2 separate regions of the Homo sapiens genome follow, and region 1 is linked to region 2. Evidence: chromatin contacts called from ENCODE Hi-C data. All regions are on one chromosome and are shown on one strand. The core of a region is the stretch at or near the end of the contact, and the rest is flanking DNA. Distances in the headings are between cores, read along the strand shown.

Region 1 (3,558 bases), core at 553-3,052, 360 kb after region 2:
TGCTGATTCTGGAAATGGCAAGGTGGCTGGTCCTGGAACTCAGCTTAGTCCACCCCTTGGCAGTTTTTAATGTATTCTCAGGGTAAGATGTGTACATGTATTTGTAAATGAGGCATGAATTTAAAGAACTGTTACTTCTGGGAACCCAGGAAGCTTTGCTGAGGGATCTTACCCTGGAGAGCACAGTATAAAAGAAAGTAATTCTCTCTCTTGCCTCATAGCAACTACTTTGGGGAAGGGACTTTACAAACATCTGCCCCAAGGCTGGGTGACAGCTGCATATCTGTGCAGTGTTTGTACGGGGCATGCAATACTTTACACACTAGCAGGGACACCTGCAGCATCAGTAGGTTTCTGGTCTACCAAGAGCAGTGTGATGATGCACTCCAGGCCAGCTGGGGTGGTTGCTGTGGCGAGTAACATTGTTAATTCTACCAACACAGGGGGCTGATGGGTAAATGACACTGTTGGCATCAGCAGTGGGCATGGTGTGCTAACCCTTAACACTGTGCCAGGTGGGGATGTTGGACCCAGTGGGGATTACAGTTTTGCTATCTGTGTGTAAGAACAATGCTCAGAACAGTGTGCAGCATGGGTTGTGCAGTGCACGACAGGGGCATGTGTGAGCACTCAGCAGATTATTGGAACTCCTTGGAAAACTGGACCAAGACCTCCAAGGCAGAAGGGTGCTTGGGGATATCACTGGAACTGTGAAATAACCATACATAAAAACTAAGACATTGTGATCAAAGTACATAATGTGCTGGCTAGTTTTTATTTTTATATTGGTTTATATTTTATTTTGTTTCCCATCTCTTGTCACTCCAACTTATTTGAAGCACTATTGTCAAGAATGACATTTTAAAGCATAATTTGCTGGCCAAGTTACAAATACTGCTCACCCTTGCTTCCACTCCAAACAAACAAACAAACAACAGCAACAACAAATGCTCCCATTTTCTATACTATGTCCAACATCCTCTAGTCTGCCATCTGCAAGCCTTCATGAGTGGGTAGTTCCAGGGATATTTCTCATTAGTCTCTTTCACAAACAGGTCCAGCAAAGAGAATTACTGACCCTTGCTCTCACGCTTTCTGCACTCTCCTGGCCTTGGGACTGTGCTCCTTTTGTTTACCTTCTCTCATTTTTTCTAGCTCCAATCCTGCCGGTCCTTCAGGGCTCAGATCCAATGCATGCCTTCCACAGTGCCCTTCCCACACCGCTCAGCTGGATGCAAACTCTTCCTTTTCTGTGGCTCCTTGTGTTTTTTTTATGAGGTTTTACCACTTTCCATCTTCTGCACTTATAATTTGTATGCATGGGTCATCTCCACTTATTAAGGATAAACCCCCTGCAGGCTGAAGCTTGGCCTGATATAACATTGCTTTTCTGGGCAGGACCAACCATGTGTTAGGGAAAATATTTATTCAATAAAAGAAAGAATAAAAACCAGCAGAAGGAACATTTCTATTTTTTTGCTCCTCACCACTGCCTCAGGGAGAACTAGGTGAGGTGTTTTGGGGTAGGAGAGAAGGGAGAAATAAGTGAGCTACCATATTTAAAGGTGACTAATGCTTTCCAAAGGAAATGAAAGCTTTGCAGTCATTACTATTTTGCAAAGCTTTATTTTCCCACTTAGGGGAGAGCTCTTCAATTTTGCAATCTGAAAAATAACTAAAAGCAACCACCACATGTAAGGCGGTCCCCACGGTCTCAGGAACTATTTTTAGGTCATTTGAACATGGTTTCGGCGGTGAAATGCTTCTCCAGCTCAGCTTCAGTGCCGTTTTCCTGACTCATGTTCGTTTCTCACGCTCCCTCTGGCCCGAGCCCATGCTCTTTACCTCATTCGTGTTATGCCATTTCCCCATTTGACTGTCCAAACTGGCACATCTGACAGTGGGCCCATAGCCACTTCCCTAAAACGTCTCCATGGGTGTCTGCAGTTTGTAGAACTTCATGGCCATCTGTGGCTGTGAGGAGCCAGGGGCCCTGGAAACTGCGTAAGGGTGGGGTTGGCAGGCACCAAAGAGTCTGAGCTCCTCTAACCAGGGCGTGAGCAGAAATAGAGATGCTTCCATCAACAGGATCACATCAAACACCCTCCTTTAAGTGTCTATATTTGATTTGTTCTAGCAAAAATGGGGCTTAGTGGACCAAATACCAACTTAGCATTTTTCATGAAGGACGAAATCCCAAACCACCTCAGCTCCCCACTGGGCACTGGGGCTCACCCAGTCACGTTCCTGCTGGTGACAGGTCTCCATCCCTTCCCTCCACTCCCTTCATTACCAGTACTTTAATGTCTAATCCAAGCACATAGAGCTGGGAACAACACGTGAAAGATTTCAAAGTGCAGAGCTAGGTCAAGCTTTGTGCATGCCCATCCATCCAGCATTTAGCTGAATGGTTTTGCACACACTGGGAATTGAACAAATACCTGGCCATGTAAACACAGTGGAAAGACAACTGGATTTGGAGAGAGGAGACCTCAGTTTTAGTTGGCTCAAGTACCAGCTTTGCATCTCTACCCCACCTCTGCCATATGACCATGGGCATGTCATCTACCCTACTGGAGATTTAGTTTTCCAATGCTAAGTCATCTCTAAGTCACCTCCCATTGTTCACACTCTCTGATTTTATTTGTGGATTGACTGATGTTATCATCAGTTGGCTAACATCAACTCCCCTGAGTTACCAGCAATGCCACCAACTGGTCTACCTGTCTTGTTCCTCTTCAGTCTAATGTCCACACTTCAGCCAGAATCATCTTTCTAATCAGCTTTCTTACATAAACCACATCATTTCATTCCTCTGATTATAACACTTTTCTACAGAAAAGCACTTGGTTTAAAAGTCCAAACGCACTAATGTGGATTTACGACCTGGCTTTACCCTGTCCTCCAATTCAGCCATACCCTCAGCTCCTCCAGCCCTTTGCAGATGCTGTTTTTTCTGCCTGAAGGTCTTTTCCATGTCTCTTTTGACCTATTCTTATTCATTCCTTGGGCCTCAGCTTAGACAGTGCTTCCCTTTAAGAAGCCAGTCCTGCACATCTCTCTGTGTGCCCATAGCATCCTGGGCTTATGCCTATTACAGTCCTATCACCCTGTCTCCCACTGTCTGTTATGCTCCTCTTTCCCGGACAGCCTCTAAAGGTAGCAGGTTTCCTGAACTTCACTGTATCCTCCATATTTTAGCACAGTGCCTGGCGCTGGTGAACCACTGAATGGATAACGATGCACTTGTACCTGGCTCCCATCCTGTGGCATTTCTTTCTCCAACATCCTAATTACCTGCATCATGGGGACACCCGCCCAGGTACTGACAAACCAACCTCCTGGCCTCTACTACTCATTTTTATAGCCACTACAATTTTCCCCAATAACAGCAGTGGCCTTAGGTGCTTTTCATCTTCTTCATCCCCAAAAAGGAAAAGAAAAACAAGGGTCAGATATGTGAACTGAAAATCAACTTACAAGTCCTTAGGTAGAAGACATTAGTAAGTAAAAGGTAATAACATATATATGAACTACCAGATTTACACTTGGCAATAA
Region 2 (3,721 bases), core at 654-3,153:
AATAAACACAGGACTGCAGATATGTCTTTAATATATTGATTTCCTTTCTTTTGGGTATATGTGAGTGGGATTGCTGGATCATATGACAGCTCTATTTTTAGTTTTTTGAGGAACCTCCAAACTGTTCTCCACAGTGGTTATACTAATTTACATTCCCACTAACAGTATATGAGGGTTCCCTTTTCTTCACATCCTCAGTAGAATTTGTTATTGCCTGACTTTTGCATATAAGCCATTTTAACTGTGGTGAAATGATATCTCATTGTAGTTTTGATTTGCATTTCTCTGAGGATCAGTGATGTTGAGCACCTATTCATATACCTGCTTGCCATTTGTATTTTTCCTTTTGAGAAATAAGCCTGATATTCTTTCAGGGCATAAATTAAGAATGCAACCCTCCTCTGCCCATGGCCACATATATCATGTAAGAGCAATCTGGCATAGATACTCCAATTCATTTTTTTTAAATGGATTCTCAGTTCTAAACAACATAAACCAATGTCTTTATTTTTAATGCTTGTCTTTGCTTCAGTCAAAAAAACTCCAAAACACAATGAAGGAAGAGGCCAATTGAGTAAACCAGTTACTTAAAGCTAACAAAGAAACAGACATCATCAAGCAGTTCTGTCTTCCCAAATCAATTCTTTTGAAATCAAACACCTTCGTTAAGTGGTTCCTTGAACTGTTTTGCCATAAAAATTAAAAAAAAAAAACTCATGAAGAAAATGAAATAATCATGTACAAAATACCTTTGTCACTTTATTTTTAATACAATTGTATGCAATTTGTTAATTTTCATCATCCTTTATAACTGAATTATATGTGCTTTTGAAAGCTACATAATGAATAACATGTTGTATATAATTGTTAAAATGTGTCTATGGTCATCATATAATTTAGACCTGAGGTCCTCAGTAGAAGACAAAGTCCAGGAAGTCAGAACCTCTGTTCCTCTTTTCACTATACCCCAATACCATATGTATATGGGAGAATGGATTTGATTGACTTGAGTTGTATCTGCAGTGCTTCTTGAAGGCATGAAAACTACTGCGAGTGTTTTAATTACTCAAACCTCCACCCTTCCATATGTAAGCTTCTTGAAAATAGGGATTTTGTCTGGCTGGCTTTCCTGCTGAATCCCCAGCACCTAATATGGTGCCTGGCCCATACAGAGTCCTTAACAGATGTTCAATAAATATTAATATCTACTAAATTATTTTCTGAAATGGATACAGTATCTGAGATGGTTAATTTTACGTGTTAACTTGGCTAAGCCAAGGTACCTAGATATTGATCAAACATTCTTCTGGATGTCACTGCAAAGCTATCTTCTTTAAAAGATTAACATTTAAATGAGTAGGCTTTGAGCAAAACAAATGACCTTCCATAATGTAGGTGGGCCTCCAATCAGTTGAAGGCCTTAATAGAAAAAAGAGCGACATCCACAGAGCAAGAAGGAATTCAGCTAGCAGAGTGCCTTCGGACTCAAGTAGCAATGTCAGTTCTTCCCTGATCTCCAGCTTGCCAGCCTGCCTTGCTGATTTTGGACTTGCCAGTCTCCATAATTGTGTGAACCAACTTCATAAAATAAATCTCTCTCTCTCTCTCTCTCTCTATATATATATGTATATATATACACACACACATTCCATTGGTTCTGTTTGTCTGGAGAACCCTAATACACCCACCTTACTCCTTTGCTCACTCAATGAATCAATCAATATATGTCATTTGCCAGGGATCACTCTCACCCATCAAGACCTCACAACTACTAAAGCCAAACCAGTGATACAACCCCTGAAGTACACTCTTGACTTTAACTTCTCCACTCCGGTGGAGTGACAAAGAGCATTACTTCCTTAATGTTTCGACGATTATATGATGCAAAGCACCTGCATGAGGAACAGGTGCTGAGAGGACACTGTACTTGCTAAAGCCATGTCCTGATAGTGTGACAGAAGGCACCAGCATACTACTGTGCTTTGAGGAGAAAATGCTTCCCATGGTGAGGCTGAGCTGCTGATAGTCTCACTTCCTCTAAATATTTCCACTCTTTACAAGTGAAGCTGTGGGTGGGGAATTTCAGAGTCATGGAAACTAGTCAAAGGTTACTAAAGGTTCATGGACACTACTATTTGATAACTGTGTGGTAGCTGCATAGTCGCATATGCTATAGAAAAAGGTGAATATAAAAAATACATCAATAGGAAGCTTATAGATGAGCACTATATGAAATTTGGTTCTCTTCAGGATCAAGCAAAGTGATGGACCTTCATGGAACCCAATCTGCTGGTCTGGGGAACAATACTTTTGTAAATTAAGTATTCATATAGAACTTTTCCCCAAGGGCTTATCTGGAGGGGAAGTGACAGTGAGAGTGAAAGCCTTAATTTGCCCACAATCAGCATGGGCTAGCCCAGTCACAAATTGTCTGTCCAGGAAGATTCTTTTTTTTCTTTTTGTTTTTATTTTTTAATCTTGGGGAGTCACTTTAGCCCTTTCTTCCTCTCCCATTTAAGACCCCTTCCCTCCTTTGATGTCCCCTAGCTAAAACCTGCTTCTAACTTGAGGCAAAATTTTCACTTCTCTGCTCAAGTAGTTTGTGCATGAAACAGGGATAAATTTGGTGGCAATTGTGCCTTCTTGAAATCCTAACTCTGAACCATCATTTTTGTCAATGACTTAGCACTGCCAACTGATAGAAATGATAGACTGTCATACATTCATGCAATAGGATACTATACAGCTGTGAAAATGAATTATCAACATCTCTTGGCATCAACATGGATAACACTCAGAAATATCATGTTGACCCTAGAGCAAGTCTTGGAAGAATGCTTATGTATGATTATATTTACTTACAGTTCCCAAACAGGCAGAAATTGACTATATGCAAATTGTATATATACCTATGCATATATGTCTATGCATACACTTAGACCTAGGAGGCCAATCAAAAAGTAAAGTAAGGGAATGACTAACAAAATTTTAAGACAATAGTTCCTTTTGTGGTAGGTGATATAATTTGGATGTTTGTCTCCTCCAAATCTCACGCTGAAATGTGATCCACAGTGTTAGAGGTGGGGCCTAGTAGGAGGTATTGGATTATGGGGGCAGATCCCTCATGAGTGGCTTAGTGCTGTCCCTTTGATGGTGAGTGAGTTTTCACTCAGTTAACGCACCCAAGATCTGGTTGTTTAAAGGACTCTGGGACCTCTCCCTTCTGTCCTTTTCTCTCTCTCTTGCCATGTCATATGCTGGCTCCTCCTTCCGCCATGATTGTAACCTTCCTGAGGCCTCACCCGAAGCAGATGCCAGCACCATGCTTTCTGTATACCCTGCAGAACCATAAGTCAATCAACCCTTTTTTCTTTTTTCTTTCTTTTTTTTGAGACGGAGTCTCACTCTATCACTCAGGCTGGAGTGCAGTGGCGTGATCTCGGCTCACTGCAAGCTCCGCCTCCCGGGTTCATGCCATTCTCCTGCCTTAGCCTCCTGAGTAGCTGGGACTACAGGCGCCCGTCACCACACCCAGCTAATTTTTTGTATTTTTAGTAGAGACGGGCTTTCACTGTGTTAGCCAGGGTGGTCTCGATCTCCTGACCTCGTGATCCGCCCGTCTCGGCCTCCCAAAGTGCTGGGATTACTGGCGTGAGCCACCGTGCCCGGTCCCCACTTTTTTTCTTTATAAATTACCCAGCCTTGGGTATTTCTTTATAGT

What was found. Hi-C counts contacts between places; a loop is a spot of excess contacts on that map. Pooled maps may share reads with other maps.
Region 1: a pooled map shows a loop between it and region 2 (7-fold over the local background). The contact joins two enhancer-like sites. A Hi-C loop is called at or near these places in 2 of 37 single-sample maps with no recorded cell type and 8 of 50 pooled maps.

The regions. Positions count from the first base shown.
Region 1 is chr6:11,730,494-11,734,051 of GRCh38, forward strand. The region is part of intron 4 of ADTRP (androgen dependent TFPI regulating protein); the gene reads right to left. It overlaps LOC124901258 (a long non-coding RNA gene), which reads left to right. Exons shown (of 2, transcript XR_007059452.1): 2 at 1-754. Among named protein-coding and RNA genes, the nearest start is that of ADTRP, 47 kb to the right of the region's middle. RefSeq lists enhancers at 1,595-1,894, 2,175-2,264. Within about 2 kb of position 1,803, at least 17 of the 41 ENCODE cell types and tissues checked have a DNase peak (open chromatin) inside an H3K27ac peak, as active enhancers do.
Region 2 is chr6:11,372,453-11,376,173 of GRCh38, forward strand. It overlaps a transcript of NEDD9 not described here. Among named protein-coding and RNA genes, the nearest start is that of NEDD9, 140 kb to the left of the region's middle. Within about 2 kb of position 1,904, at least 4 of the 41 ENCODE cell types and tissues checked have a DNase peak (open chromatin) inside an H3K27ac peak, as active enhancers do.